Regions from separate parts of the Homo sapiens genome. Here region 2 is linked to region 1. The links are chromatin loops, found by intact Hi-C in ENCODE. Cell type or tissue: sigmoid colon. All regions are shown on one strand. Region 1 overlaps RDUR (RIG-I dependent antiviral response regulator RNA). Region 2 has its middle 230 kb from the start of ZPLD1.

The links. Peaks named below come from ENCODE experiments on the same cell type or tissue, not always from the same donor. Only the 100,000 strongest peaks of a DNase experiment are listed, where the experiment ranks them.
Region 2: it touches region 1 in a loop (4-fold over the local background); 3 of 110 quality-filtered maps call a loop at or near these places.

What each region holds. Positions count from the first base shown.
Region 1 is chr3:101,992,600-102,000,599 of GRCh38, forward strand. It overlaps RDUR (RIG-I dependent antiviral response regulator RNA), which reads left to right. Exons shown (of 4, transcript NR_026934.1): 3 at 1,962-2,298; 4 at 3,882-5,327. Among named protein-coding and RNA genes, the nearest start is that of RDUR, 56 kb to the left of the region's middle. In sigmoid colon, no CTCF peak of the experiment used is centred here; no DNase peak of the experiment used is centred here; H3K27ac peaks cover 320 bases.
Region 2 is chr3:102,201,677-102,209,676 of GRCh38, forward strand. No RefSeq gene overlaps it. Among named protein-coding and RNA genes, the nearest start is that of ZPLD1, 230 kb to the right of the region's middle. In sigmoid colon, no CTCF peak of the experiment used is centred here; DNase peaks (open chromatin) are centred at 4,945 and 5,275.

The DNA of each region.
Region 1 (8,000 bases):
GAAAATCAATGAAAGACAAAATATATCTGTAAATATAAGTTCATAAAGTAAGGCTGGGAGCTGTATGTTTGCCATTCAAGAGTGGGATTAAAAAACTATTAGCTGACCATAGAGACCTAGGAGTAGCAGGTGAAAGAGAATTTTGAGGGAGGCACTAGCAACCCAGAGGAATGTGGTCATTTTTTTTTTTTTTTTTTTTTTTTTTTACATTTTCCCTATGGTTATCACATACTGTGTGGCATGTAAAGACTGAGTTCTGCACAGAGATGGAGCATTTCCCAGAGCTGTTAGGGAGATGAATTGCATTTATCTAGGAGAGGCTGTTACTTTTCCTCAATTTATTCAGTGATTAGAAAATAGCTTGTGGTTTTTGTCTTCAGAGACGCATAGTTGTTTTCCATGAACAATAACCCACTGGCCAGATTTGGTCTAATGTTCTGAGAGGCTCTGGCTGTGGCAGAGACAGAAAAACTCTACCACCCACAGGCATAGGAGGCTGCACCAGATTTGAAGGATAGAAGTCAGGAACAATTAAAGGGCATGCAGGCACTGGAGTGAAATGCTGATTTGGAAGCATGATTTACATGTGGGTGTTCCCAGCCTGGCATGTGGATAGGCGTCCTAAGGCTAAGTTTATCCTTTCATTTTTGAAGTACACTGAGTGCTAGTCTCTGTGGATAGTTCCTTTGCAGAAGAGAACATGGCAGCAGTTGGGCTGGTGGCTTGCTCATAGCCACAGAGGCCAACCCATAATCCTGGGTATGTTAGTGATGGTGGTGAGATGAGGGGAGAGGCAAGTGCTTTGTACATTGAGTACCTCACCTTCCAGCATGGGATCCATAGCAGCTTTTGAACATTGGTCCCTTTAGAATCAAACACTGGCAATGTAACTTTAATCATAGGGCTATTTACTTTTTTTCCGCTACAATCTTGCAAATTTTCAAAAAGATTATGTGAAACTGCAGTTAACAATCTGTAAATTGTGTCTCTTCAGACTAAATTGTTCTTTGCTGTTGATGAAAGGCTGTAAAAGCATTCTGGTTTTTAGTCCTTAGATGAGTTAAAACTGATGGTGACTCTAGCTAAACTGAAACAAACTGTCTTTATCTCATCTGACCTTTTTTAGGAGATGTTTATGTATCTTTCTTACATTATTAGAGTACATAGTTTAGTTGGAGGACAGGACAGGGGCATTCTTGTTGCATGTTGTTGATTGAGAAAGAAGCAAGCAAGTGGCCTTATCCTTATGATGCTTGGTGAAGCAATTAGCATTGTGGAATCAATGTTATAAAAACCGGCTCCGCATAACCTATTGCAGGCATCTAAAAATCTAGATTAGGTCTAACCCAGACACAGTTTCAAGTAAGGAGGGGGGTCATATAATATGATATTGTCACTCATCCCTATCATTTCTTATTACTGTTATAAACAGGAAGATTTCGAATCTAAAAGTAAGACTTACTTGTTTGAACCTGGGATTCTGGCCCAAACTATACCCACCACATTTCCACAGAGAAGGTTCAAGTCCCTGGATGCCTATGCCAAATGGATTCCCCCATTCTCCCAAGAATGCAAATGATGACAAATTGACCAAAGCTTCTGGACTTTCCTCTCTAAAACAGGGTCAATACCTGAGTTAAGACAGAGAATTTCAAGTCTGTGAATCTCAGCTTTGGTTCTGCTTCTTCTCTGCAGTTGAGAGAATTTATGAAGCCAAAAAAAGTACGATGCCACCCCATACAGAATCAGAGCTGTATTTATTTTGCCCTTTGGTATTCCATTCAACATTGAGATTTGTATTTCTCCAAATCAGGGTGGGAAAAGATTTTCTAAGGCACAGTGGGAGAGGTGCTGATTGGTAAAGAGTTTGCGGAGGTGAAAGTAGAAAGATTGACTTGTGAGCTGTCTCCAAGAGGAATGAATGCAAAACATTTGATTTCCCTGTTTGTTTTTTGTTGCAGATACCTTGACTATGAATAATAGTTTCAATAAGGAAGACAGAATGAGTTCTGACACGATGGTTGGGAGCTGTGACAGGCAGACGAAAAATGGAGCCAAATGGCATGGAGGTGTGTCATCACTGCTGGATTTTACCTTGATCTACATTCAGTTATCTACTTCTTTTCAAAATGCTGGGCATTCATTCAAGAAACAGCATATATGTTCTGACTTTGAAGTAATGGATGAACTGTCATGTGCAGTATATGGAAATAAGTTTTATTACCTTCTTCCCACATTAACTCATCCATCCATTCAATAGCCATTTATTGAGAAGCTCACTCTGTGTTAGGCACAGTGGTAAGTACTATAGGTTATCAATCACGTATTTCCTAGAAATTATATAGTAATGAACAACGTGCTTTTATTTTTAAATTGGCTTTGGTTTTATGACACATGATAAAGCCTTCAAACAAGGAATCGCTGCATGAATAGAAAAGGTGAAGATAATTGTGATTAATTAATGAGCTTTATAGCTTTTTAGATCCATATTTCAGTGGACCTAAAAAGGAGCTGCCTTATTCACTATTTGAAATATTGTCTTGTTATTGCAAGCCAGTTAAGAGTAAGATAAGACATTGATTGACTCTAGAGATGCTCTAGTTGTTGCTTAGAAGTAAAGGTAAATAGTCTTCTGTGTGCCTACCCTTCTGCATAACCAGCAGCAATTACAGCAACTAAAACTTTCTATTTTTCAGCATGGATTTTGTGCCTATCATTATTTGCTATGTGATGCTACCATAATACCTGCGTAAGCTCACAGCCATGAATGTAGGAGGTGTAATAGGAAAATGAGACTGTGGATCAAAAAAATATTGAAACAGGATAGAAAGTCACTGATGAAAGCATAGAATTACATATTATTGGGCAGGATGGTGGAGGAGGAGAAACAAAACTGTGACCACCAGTGAAAGAAATTATGAATAAATTGCCTTTCTGATGGTTACAATGAAAGGAATGTAGGTGATGAGGGCCTCCAGTGGAAAGGAAGCATGGTAAGCAAAAATCAGTAGGTGACCCATGCCCTTCTAGTATCTGGGAAGGGAAAAGATCAAAACCTATGCAACTGAAGCCAGAGTCACTGTTAGTGGAGAGGAAAGTTAGTGTGCAGCTGAGGGGCTCGAGGGAGGTTTTCCTGGCCACTTCCAAGGTCTAGTATATGGAGTGCCAGAGGGTGTTCTATGGAAAGAATGGGACAGCTACCCAGTGAAGAATGTGGCTGAGTGTGGGAGAGGACCGAATATATAATTTGCAGCAATGTCTCGGGAAAGCTGAGAGGACCCAGATCTTGTGTGTCTGTCAGAGAAAGGAAGAATGAGTCACTAGTTTTAGCACTAAGGTTACCCAGGAAATTTTAACATCTACTTGTAAACCGTCACTTAATGTTTGACTTATGTGATAATTTGGAATTTTATTTAAACATCTTAATAAAACTTTGTTAATAAACTTCCTAGTAGGAGGATTTCTCCCATATTTTGAATGTTTCTCAATGCTGGGAAATGAAAATTTCCAACTGGCAGTATTTCATAATACTGTTTACCTGGGAAAATTAGTATAACAAATAGAGTGATTTAAGTTTTATTCTGGAATTACACATCCCCCTTCTCCCTGGAAATGTCCCCTTAATTGTTTACAGCTGCTCAAAACTCAGTTTCATAGAAGGTTGAGCAGCAGCATATCCTAGATAAGAACAATGTGTCATGGAGCAATCTAACGTGAGCTCTAACATGATCTCTCAAACCTTGAAGAATCAAAGAAAGAACCTTAGTTTGGAATAAACAGTCAATTCTCAAGTAAAGCTTATAGGCATTTGAAAAACACTCTGGTGCTATTTCTTCAGAGGTGCACATTAATAAATGTCTTGGGCCCTCTTTTGACTGCAGGTGTCATGATGTTGGAACAGTAACAATAACTCAACCAACCAGGGCTTGTCTGAATACAATCCTACAGCAGCAGGAGCTGTGGAGATATAGAAGGCAAGGAAGACCAGGTTGTGAGGGAAGACGAATTTACTCCCAGGAATGTTGGGATTGAGAGTAATATTCTCCAATAATGGTGGAAGACAGAACAATAAAAGCCCACCAGCTCCTTCTGCATGGTGGGATAAGAGAAAAGCCAAGGGCAGAAGTGAGAAAAATAACCATCACCAAACTGAAAAGAAAACCTTTATAAAAAAACTGGATTGATAAATGACCTTTAGTAGTGGAAAGATACCATTCCAATGAAGCATGAATTGAAAGGATTTCTTCTGAAAGCTAATTTACATTTTTCTTTTTTTTTTTTTCATTTTCAGTGTGTTTTAGCAGGTGTATTGTTCTACATGGTTAGTTTCTTTACCTCTTTGAGAAAAATGGGTCAGCTTGACACATCTGGATGAAAGAATCCGTTAGGTGATTATGATTGAAGACAGATTAAGCCTTGTTATGAGGGGAATATTTGGGGGCTTACCCTGAGGTGATATTTGATGATTTAGCTGTGGGAGAATTTCCCTCCCAAGATCAGCGTGACTGACACTGAAATTGCTACAGGGGAACCGGACCTTTCCAAGAGGTGACAAGGACATTTACCTGGTACAACACAATGGTTCTGGACTGGAAGTCTAGTCCCATTGATGAAGTTCCCAAAAGATGTCCAGGTCCTAATCCCTGGAATCTGTGAATATGTCATCTTACACATCAAAAGAACTTTGAAAATGTGATTGAGGTTAAGGACCTTGGAATGAGGAGATTACCTTGGATTATCTGGTTGGGTCCAAGCTAATCACATGAGTCCTTAAAGGAGAAGAACCTTTTTTAGCTGGGTCAGAGAGAGATGTGATGATGAAAACAGGCTCAGGGAGATGCACTGTAAGAAGGGCTTGACCAGTTGTTTTTGACTTTGAAGATGGAGGGAAGGGCCAGGAGCCAAGGAAGGTGGGTGGCTTTTGGAAGGTGGAAAAAGCAAGGGAACATTCTCTCCAGAGCCTCCAGAAAGGAGCTCAGCCCTGTTGACATCTTTGTTTTTATTTTTTATTTTTAGTAGCATTGAGGTCTCACTATGTTGCACAGGCTGGTCTTGAACTCTTGAGCTCAAGCACTCCTCCCGCCTTGGCTTCCCAAAGTGCTGGGATTATAGGCATGTGCCACCACATCTGGCTTCCTACTGACATCTTAACTTTAGTGCAGTGAGACTCATATTTGAATTTCTGACCTTATATTATAGAACCATAAGACATTATAGAATTATATAGAATTATAGAACCATAAGACAATAACTTTGTGTTGTTTTAAGATACTAAATTTTTGGTAATTTGTTATGGCAGCACAATAAAACCAATATAGCATTATATTATGCCAATATCATCTCTTTGTTGACTATTGCTATTATAGTTTGTTTTATGGGTCTTGTGTAAACAATCAAGCTATAATATTGGGTTAACTCCCTAAGGAAAACTTGGAATATAGAACATTATTTTAAAGACTGAATTAGGTAAATACACCTGCCAGTGAATACATTAACAAATTAATTAATATATTCACTCTTTTCACTCACAAATACTTTTTGAGCCCCTATTACTAGCCAAACATTTTGTTAGATTCTGAGAAGGGTCTGCTAGACAACATTGTGACTATAGTTAATAACAATATATTGTACTCTTGAAAATTACTAAGAGAGTAGATTTTAAGTGTTCTCACCACAAAAAATAAGTATGTGAGGTAATGCAGATGTTAGTTAGCTTGATTTAGCCATTCCCCAGTGTATACATATTTCAAACCTTCATATTATACATGGATAAATATATACAATTTTTATTTGTCAATTAAAAGCCCCTCGATGAATACAGTTTCCATTCTGTCCTTGAGGTGGAGCTTGTAGACTTGGTGGGGTCCGGGGATCAACTTTTAAACAGGCAGTTCCAAAGTGTGGAGTGGATAGGCTTATTCTCTTTGTTGCTTTTATGATAGGTATTTAGAATGCACTTTCCTCTGTTAAGTTAAGCCAGCCACCATTCCCTCATTCAGTTTCCATCCTCCATGAATTTGCTCACATCTGCGGTCTACTGTCACTCATTCTTTCCTTCTCTTCCTGAGGGCTTGTGTGACTTATGTTCTTGGCTTTCTCTTAGGAACATGGTGCAGCTTGGCCCTGCATTATCCATCTGGAAAAACAGATCATAAAACAGTCCTTCTCTGTACTAAGTGCTAAAGTAGGAGGAAGGGCATAAGTCAGCTCCCTGAGCTATATATCCTTGTTTTCAGGAGCTGAGCTAGACACAAGCAGAACTTGCAAATAATTTACATTTCTTTCTGCTGAGGTGGTTCAGAATAAGTTGCAACAAACATGAACAGGAATGGTGCAGTAAATAAAATAATAATTTAGGTCATTTAAAAATTACTACCCATTATTTTCTAGATTGTAAATCCTAAGGGTGTTAGCTGATTAAATTGGCGAAGGCACATCTCACCAAGTCATCAGCTTCCTAATTATGAGAGATACATCTACTCAGGCAGGTACCTAGACAAAGAATAACTAGATTAATTACTCAAGAGTCTTTTTATTTCTTCCTGCCTTCACTTGTTAACTATACTAATAGAGAGATGGTATTAGGCATAGGGAAAAATACATCTGTTACCAAGAAAAAATGTCTGGGAGTCTTAAACCTGTGGAATCCTCTGCCTGTAAACATCTAGTTGAATATTTTTGTCTGGAGGGTTGGCCTTTAATTTTTTTCCCTGTGTTTTAAGATGATATACTTTACAAAATGTGGTCCTGATTTATAGATCCAGCAGTGTTTAAATTGGCCAGAAAGAGAGTGTGAGAAATGGATGTACTATAGCTCATTTGTTTTCTGTTGGTCTTCCTTTTTCATTGCTGTCATGGTACATCACAGAGGCAAGTCTGGTTTCTTTGGCTAACCTCTGAATAAAGGGCACTGTGGCTACTGCAGGGGAGCATGCAGAAGTGGTGAATGAATGACAGAAAAAATGCGAGTTGAGTCCATTCAGGGAGGTGATTTGTGGCCATATGATAAAATGTGCAGATGTTAATTGCGCTTCTGTTTCTCACGCATGATTACCTTGTTGCTGTACACTGCCTGTGTGTGCCTGCAGAAAGTACATAATAGATTTTGCAGATAGGAGGTACAAAGAGGGTGTAGTGTGAGAACAAAGGCACTGGGAGTGGGCAAGTGACAGATCAGAGGAAGACTAGGTGGCAAGACTGGGCAGAGAAAAAGTACAATATTCAGGCTAGGAGGGCAGGCAACTACAGCTTGAGAATATCACAAAGCCCCTAAGGCAAGACTATGAACTTGATATGGGGTTTCCCAGTATTCCACCTTGCACATGAATAAATCATTTCATCTATTCTGAAGTCTCAAGTATCTAACCAGAAATTTCATTTGAAATGGAAAAGTCAGAAATCGTCCCCACCCTCTAACTGATTTGTTCATGGCAGTTTCTATACTGAAGCAACATGTCAAGCCTGGCATAGATTGCATGGGTTGCCTAAGGAGAGTGAATGCCCAGGATCCATCTCTGGGCCACTCAAAATGTAATCATATCGAGACAATGAGGAGCCTATAAAGAGTATCTAATAAAAGAAAACACAGTGGAACCAGGGAAAAATCTGGAAAGAGTGGTCTCATGAAAGCCAAAAGAGGAGAGTTTCAAAGAGTGAATTGTGGACTAATTGGGAAATGGAATAACATGTATAGAGAAATGTGTCTATTGGATTTGGAAACATGCAACAGTTTCATGTGCATGATTTGGAAGGAAGCCAGATTAGAGTGGGTTTGTCCATTAACTGATTCATGATGTTCACACATATTTCTTTGAGTACCGAACATGCATCAGATATTACTTCGGTTGTTGGGGGAATCATTGGTGCAAAAGCAAGCATGATTCTTTACGGGATCATGGTAGCTTATGTGGGAAGACAATTTTCCAATCACATTACTTCTAGGTTCCTGGCCATCTAGCCAAACCATAGGTCACAGCCCTTGAACTGGTATATAATCAACT
Region 2 (8,000 bases), 210 kb after region 1:
AATAGCAACAACAAATTAGTAAAAACTGTTGGGGCTGGGATTGAAGTGGCAGACTATTCATTTTAGTTTCCAAGTTTGTCTTTCTTTCAGATCTACATTGACGAAATAATTGTTCAGAAGTGGAGGGAGTAAGGATGTCGTGTTCCAGATCTTAGAAGAAAGGCTTTCAGTTTTTCCTGATTCAATATGATACTAGCTATGGATCTGTTGCATATGGCCTTTATTATATCGAGGTATATTGCTTCTATATGTCTAGTTTTTGAGTTTTTGTTTCATAAAGGTATGTTGAATTTCATCAAATGATTTTTCAGTATTAATTGATATGATCACATGGTTTTGTCCTTCATTTCATTGATATGATGTATCGCATTGATTGATTTGTGTATGTTAAATCATCCTTGCATCCTTGGGATAAATCCCACTTGGTCATGATGGATGATCTTTTTAATGTTTTGTTGAAGTTGATTTGCTAGTATTTCATTGAGGATTTTTGCATTAATGTTCATCAGTGACAATAGCCTATAGTTTTCTTTTTTAAATGTGTCTTTTTCTGGTTTTGGTATCAGAGTAATATTGGCCTTGTAGAATGGGTTTGGAAGTATGCCCTCTTCCTGTATTTTTTTGAATATTTGGAGGGGGACTGGTATTAATTCTTCTTTAAATGTTTGGTAGAATTCAGCAGGGAAGCCATCAGATCCTGGGCTTTTCTTTACTGGGGGATTTTTTTTATGACTTTTATCTCATTACTTGCTACTGGTCTGTTCAGGTTTTGGAGATTGCCATGGTTCAATTTTGGTAGGTTGTGTATGTCTAAGAATTTATTCATTTCTTCAAGGTTTTCTGCATATAGTTGTCCGCAGTAGCCACTAATGATCTTTTGAATTTGTACAGTATCAGTTGTAATGTCTCAGTTTTAATCTCTGATTTTATTTATTTGGGTTGTCTTTCTTTTTTCTTAGTCTAGCTAAAGGTTTTTCAAAATCATTTATTTCTTCAAAAAACCAACTTTTATTTTCATTGATTTTTTGTATTGTTTTCTTCAAGCCAAGTTAATTTTTTTTTCTGATCTCTATCATTTCTTCTACTAATTTTGGGTTTGGTTTGCTCTTATTTTTCCAGTTCTTTAAGATCCATTGTTAAGTTATTTCTTTGAATTTTTCCTTTTTTTGATATAGTCACTTATAGCTATAAGCCTTCCACTTATTACTGCTTTCACTGTAACCCATAGGTTTTGGTGTGTTATGTTTCCATTTTCATTGGTTTTCAGAAATTTTAAAATTTCCTTTTTAATTTTTTCATTGATCCACTGGTTATTCAGAAGCATATTGTTTAATTTCCATGTGTTTGTATAGTATTCCAATTTCCTTATTATTAATTTCTAGTTTAACTTCATTGTGGTCTAAGAAGATACTTGATATTACTTTAATTTTTTGAATGTTTTAAGACTTGTTTTGTGACCTAATATATGGTCTATGCTTGAGAATAATCTATGTGCTGAGGAGAAGAATGTGTATTCTGCAGCCTATGGCTGAAATGTTCTGTAAATATCTATTAGATCCATTTGGTTTACAGTGTAGATTAAGTTCAATGTTTCTATGTTGATTTTCCATTGGGAGATCTGTCCAATGCTGCAAGTAGTGTCGAAGTCTCCAGCTCTTACTGTATTGGGATCTGTCTCTCTCTTTCTTTCTAATAATATTTACTTTATATATCGGAGTGCTTCAGTGTTGGATGCATATATATTTACAGTTGAATCCTCTTGCTGAATTGACCCCTTTATCATTATGTAATGACCATCTTCATCTTTTTTTTACAGCTTTTGTCTTGAAATCTATTTTATGTGGTTTAAGTATAGCTACTCTTGCTCTTTTTTGTTTCCATTGGCTTGAAATTTTTTCTATCCCTTTATTTTCAGTCTGTGTGTGTCTTTATGGGTAAAATGTGTTTCTTGTAGGTAACAAATCATTGGATCTTGTTTTTTATTCCATTCAACCATTCTATGTCTTTTGACTGAAGAGCTTAGCCCATTGAAATTCAATGTCATTATTAATAAGTGCTTACATCTTCCATTTTGTTATTTGTTTTCTGGTCTTCTTTTCCTTCTTTCCTTTTTTTCCTCTGTTCCTTTTAGTGAAGATTTTCTCTGCTGGTATTATTTAATTTCTTGTTTTCTATTTTTTGAATATCCATTGTATATTTTGATTTGACATTACCATGAGGCTTGCAGACACTATCTTGTTACTCATTATTTTAAGCTGGTGACAACTTAACACTGTTTGCATAAACAAATTAATAAAGAAGCACAAAGAAAGTTAATAAAAACTCTACACCTTAACTTCACCCCTGTACTTTTTAACCTTTTGTTGTTTCCATTTGCATCTTATTGTAGCATTGTACTATGTCTTGAAAAGTTGTTTTAGTTACTATTTTTCCTTGGTTCATTGTTTAGTCCTTCTATTTAAGATGAAGGGTTTACTCACCAATTACAATTTTGTAATATTCTGTTTTTCTGTGTGCATACTATTACCAGTGAGATTTGTATCTCCAAATAATTTCTTATTGCTTATTAACACCTTTTTCCTTCTGATTGCATTTCTTGCAAGACAGGTCTGAGTGATGTAATCTCTCAGCTTTTTTTTGTGCGTAGGAAATTCTTTATTTCTCCTTCATCTTTGAAGGATATTTTTGCCAGATACACTATTTTAGGGTAAGAGTATCTTCCTTCAACATCTTAAATATATCATGCCACTCTCTCCTGGCCTGTAAGGTTTCCACTGAAAAGTCTGCTGCCAGATGTGCTGGAGCTCTATTGTATGTTATTTGTATCTTTTCTCTTGCTGCTTTTAGGATCCCTTCTTTATCCTTGATCTTTGGGAGTTTATTAAATGCCTTGAGGTAGTCTTCTTTGGGTTAAATCTGCTTGGTGCTTAATAACTTTCCTTTGATTGATATCTTTCTCTATGTTTGAGAAGCTCTCTGTTATTATCCCTTTGGATAAACTTTCTACCCTTATCTCTTTCTCTACCTCCTCTTAATAACTCTTAGATTTGTCCCTTTGAGGCTATTTTCTAGACCCTGTAGGCATGCTTTATTTTTTTTTAATTCTTTTTTCTTTTGTCTACTCTGTGTATTTTCAAATAGCCTGCCTTCAGGCTCACTAATTCTTTTTTCTGTTTGATCAATTCTGCCATTGAAACACTCTGATGCATTCTTCAGTATGTCAATTGCATTTTTCAACTCCAAAATTTCTGCTTGATTCTTTTTAATTATTTCAATCTCTTTGTTAAATTTATTTGATAGAATTCTAAATTTCTTCTCTGTATGATCTTGAATTTCCTCAGAACTTATTTTGAGTTCTTTGCCTGAAGGGTAACATATTTTTGTTTCTCCAGGGTTGGTGCCTGGTGACTTATTTAGCTCATTTGGTGAGGCCATGTTTTCCTGGATGGTCTTGTTGCTTGTGGATATTCATCTGTGACTAGGCATTGAAAAATTATGTATGTATTACAGTCTTTGCAGTCTGGACTTGTTTGTAATCATCCTCCTTGGGAAGGCTTTGCAGGTATTTGAAAGGACTTGGGTGTTGTGGTTTCAGCCATATATGCATTGGGGGCCTGTGCCCACTAACACTGTGATTTTTGCAGACTCATAGATGTGCTGCCTTGATAGTCTTGGATAAGATCTGGAAGAGATCTCTGGATTACCAGGCAGAGACTGTTTTTCTCTTTTACTTTCTCCCAAACGAACAGAGTCTCTCTCTCTCTCTGTTCTGAGCTGCTTTGAGTGGGTGGTGGTGAGGTGATACAAGCATCCCTGTGACCTCCACCACTGGGATTGCAGTGGATCAGACCTGAAGCCAGCACAGCACTGGGTCTCACCCAAGGCCCACTGTAACCACTACCTGGCTACTGCCTATGTTCGCTCAATGTCCTAGGGCTCTATAATCAGCAGGTGATGAAGCCATCCAGCCTTGTGTACTTTCCTTCAGGGCAGAGAGTTCCCCTATGCCCCTTGTCAGGTCCAGAGGTGCCATCTGGGAGCCAGGGACTGGAGTTAAAAACCATGGAAGTCTACTTGGTGTTCTAGTGTACTGTAGCAGAGCTGGTACTCAAACCACAAGATGCAGTCCTTCCCACTCCTCCTTCCTCTTTCTACAAACAGAGAATCCTCACCCCATGGCCACTGCCGCCACAGACCCATGAGGAGTATTGCCAGGCTACTGCTGATGTTCCCTTGAGGCCCAAAGGCTCTTTAGTCAGCTTGTGCTGAATGCTGCTTTCCCTGGGACTCACCCTTCAAGGGATTGGCCTTCTCTGTGGCCCAGAGCAGGTCCAGAAATGCCATCCAAGAGCCACAGCCTAGAATTGTGGACCCCAAGAGCCCATTTGGTGCTCTACCCCCTGTGGCCAAGCTGGCACTTAAGGTATGAGACAAAGTAACCTTTACTTTTCTGTCTGCTTTTCTCAAGCAGGAGTCTCTTCCTGTAACCACCACAACTGGGAATGTGCGGAGTCTCACCTAAAGCCAGCGAGTCTCAGAGTCTTACCCAAGGCCCATCAGGTACTATCTGGGTATTACTTCTGGTTATTCAGGGCCCAGGGGCTCTTCAGTTAGCAGGTGATGGATTGTGCTGGGACTTGGTCTTTTTGTTTAATGCTGCTGGTTCCTTTATGGCCCTGGGTATGTCTAGAAATGCCATCTGAGAACTAGGGTCTGGAAAGGAGGCCTCATGACTCTGACTGGTTCTTTATCCTGTTGTGACTGAGCTGGTATCCAAGGTGCAAGACAAAGTTCTCTTTACTCTCTCCCCTCTCCTGAAGTGAAAGGAAGGGGTGTTTTTTGGAGCCATGAACTGTGCAGCCTGGGGTTGGGGAAGGAGTCACACAAGCACTACTTTAGCCAGCCCAGCTGATGTCTCACTAGGTCATGTGCTCGCCAAATTCACTGGCTCTGAGCCCAGTTTAGCACTAGAACTTGCCTAGGAGTTGTAGTACTTGTGTCCTAGACTGCCTTTCAAGTTTATTTAGAGCCCCAGAGTACTTTAGCCCGAAGTAGTGAGGCTTGCCAGAAGTCAAGTTCTAATTGCTGGGATGGGTAATTCCCTTCTGGCTAGGGCTGGTTTAAATGTTCCTTCCATGAGTGGGCATCAGCTGAGTTCAGCCTGGTTTTGCTTTCTGCTGTGACAGGGCACGATTGAGTTCAATGCAAAGTCTCACGATTGTTGTGCTTAAACTCTTCCAAATGCACAGATTCTTTCTTCACACCATGCAGATGTTGCTAGCAGATGGGGGAGGGGTGGCATCTGTGACTCAGGAGTCTTTCCTACCCTCTTCAGTGTCTCTTTCAGGGATATGAAGTTAAAACTAGGTGCTGTGAGGGCTCACCTGATTTTTGGTTCTTATAAAGGTGATTTGTGTGTGTGTGTGTGTGTGTGTGTGTGTGTGTACATAGTTGTTAACTTGGTGTCCTTACAGGACATAGGATCATTGGAGCTTTCCACCCCTCTCCCACAAGTGCAATTTTGTTACATGCATATATCGCACTGTGGTGAAGTCTTGGCTTTTAGTGTATTTCAGACATGTTTAAGTTTGCTTCATTCCCAGAAGGAGGTGGATAGGCTTTCCTGGGCAATTAGGGATGTCGGGGTGGGTGGGGAGCATCTGCTTAACTCCCAGTTTCCAGGCAGCTTGCTTCAAAATGTTTCCAGACAAATGCATTTCAAAAAGCAATAAATTCTCAGAATAAATTCAGTTCTGAGCATTCCATGGCTGGTTTTTAGCCCACAATTTCTTTTCCATCTTGCCAAAACAATTTCTGAGGAAAAACTGCGCAATTCAGAGTGATGGCTCAGTGACAGGAGACATTTTTGCCCATGTGAAGGATCTTCAGATCCTGATTCTAAGCCAGAAGGGCATAGATTTTTTTTCTTAGATTGGCCAGGATGTTTTTGCGGATTTTTCTTTCATTCCCTGTAAACTTCATCCCCAAATTCTGATACCCTATTGCTGATTTCTTCAGTTTACCAGCAAAAGTTGTATTTGACATTGCCTGCTCTATGTTTATACCATATCTTTAGTCATCTGTTTGACTTTGTTGTCTTAATTCTTTAACCTTATATTTTATTACTTATTTCTTATTTTTTAGAGGTATTGCTCTGTTGCTCAGGCTGGAGTGCAGTGGCATGATCATAGCTCACTGCAGCCTGAACCTTTGGGCTCATGCAATCCTCCTGTCTCAGCCTACTGAGTAACTATAACTAAAGGCGTGCATCACCACACCTAGCTAATGTTTGAATTTTTTTGTAGAGATGGGATCTCACTGTATTTCCCAGGCTTGTCTCAAACTCCTGGCCTCAAGCAATTCTCCTGCCTCAACCTCCCAAAGTGCTGGGATTGCAGACATGAACCACTGTGTCCTGTCCTTAACTTTAAGTTGAAGAAGAAAAATATGCAAATAATTTTTAACTATAATCTTATTTATATTTTACTTTATTTAATAGCATCCCAGAAGAACAGACTGATCTGGTCTTATCATCCATGAGCTTTCTTCATTGTGGATCTCCTCATTCTTCACTCTGTTTCCCCCACTCTTTCTCTTCTCACCTGTCCTACCTCCTTGGCTCTTTCTTGTTTAGACATCCTTTCTCTATTTTTAATATTCTCTCTTGATTTAATCTGCTATGTCTCCTGAGCTTGTTAGGCTCATAGTGTCGGGGAACCTGCCCCGATATTCAGGTAGGTTCTTTCCTATTTTCCCTAAGTGTTGGCCGGCTTGAGAAATAAAGGGACAGAGTACAAAAGAGATTTATTTTAAAGCTGGGCATCAGGGGGAGACATCACATGTCGGTAGGTTCCACGATGCCCCACAAGCTGCAAAAACCAGCAAGTTTTTATTAGGGATTTTCAAAAGGAGAGGGAGTGGGTGAATAGGTGTGGTCACAGACATCAAGTACTTTACAAGGTAATAGAATATCACAAGGCAAGTGGAGGCAGGGCAAGATCACAGGAACACAGGACTGGGGTGAAATTAAAATTGCTAATGAAGTTTCGGGCACCATTGTCATTGATAACATCTTATCAGGAGACAGAGTTTTGAGAGCAACCGGTCTGACCAAAATTATTAGGTGGGAATTTCCTCTTCCTAGTAAGCCTGGGAGCACTATGGGAGACTGGGGTCTATTTCACCCCTACAGCCTCAACCATAAAAGACGGCCACGCCCAGGGGGGGCTGTTTAGAGACCCACCCCCAGGCACGTATTCTCTTTCCCAGGGATGTTACTTGCTGAGAAAAAGAATTCAGCGATATTTCTCCCATTTGCTTTTGAAAGAAGAGAAATATGGCTCTGTTCCGCCCGGCTTACTGGCGGTCAGAGTTTAGGGTTATCTCTCTTATTCCCTGAACAATTGCTGTTATCCTGTTCCTTTTTAAAGGTGCCCAGATTTCATATTGCTCAAACACACATGCTGTACAATTTGTGCAGTTAATGCAATTATTACAGGGTCCTGAGGCGACATACATCTTACTCAGCTGACAGGATTAAGAGATTAAAGTAAAGACAGGCACAGGAAATCACAAGGGTATTGATTGGGGAAGTGATAAGTGTCCATGAAATCTTTATAATTTGTGTTTAGAGATTGCAGTAAAGACAGGCATAAGAAATTATTAAAGTATTAATTTGGGGAACTAATAAATGTCCATGAAATCTTCACAATCCACATTCTTCTGCCATGGCTTCAGCTGGTCCCTCTGTTTGGGGTCCCTGACTTCCTGCAACATCATAGAATGTTGGAGGTGGCATGTTTTAGAGATCATCTGCCTCAAGACTGTAATTTGGGGGTAGGGGTTTTGAAGCTCAGAGAAGTAACATGATTTACCCAAAGTCCACTGTAAGGCAGAGGCAGGAATGAGCCTCATCCTCTGCCTTCTGCTCTGGTGCTTCTCTCTGTTGGGTTCTCCTTTCTTTTCTGTTACTCTAAGGCAGAGCTTGCAGATTGCTAGCT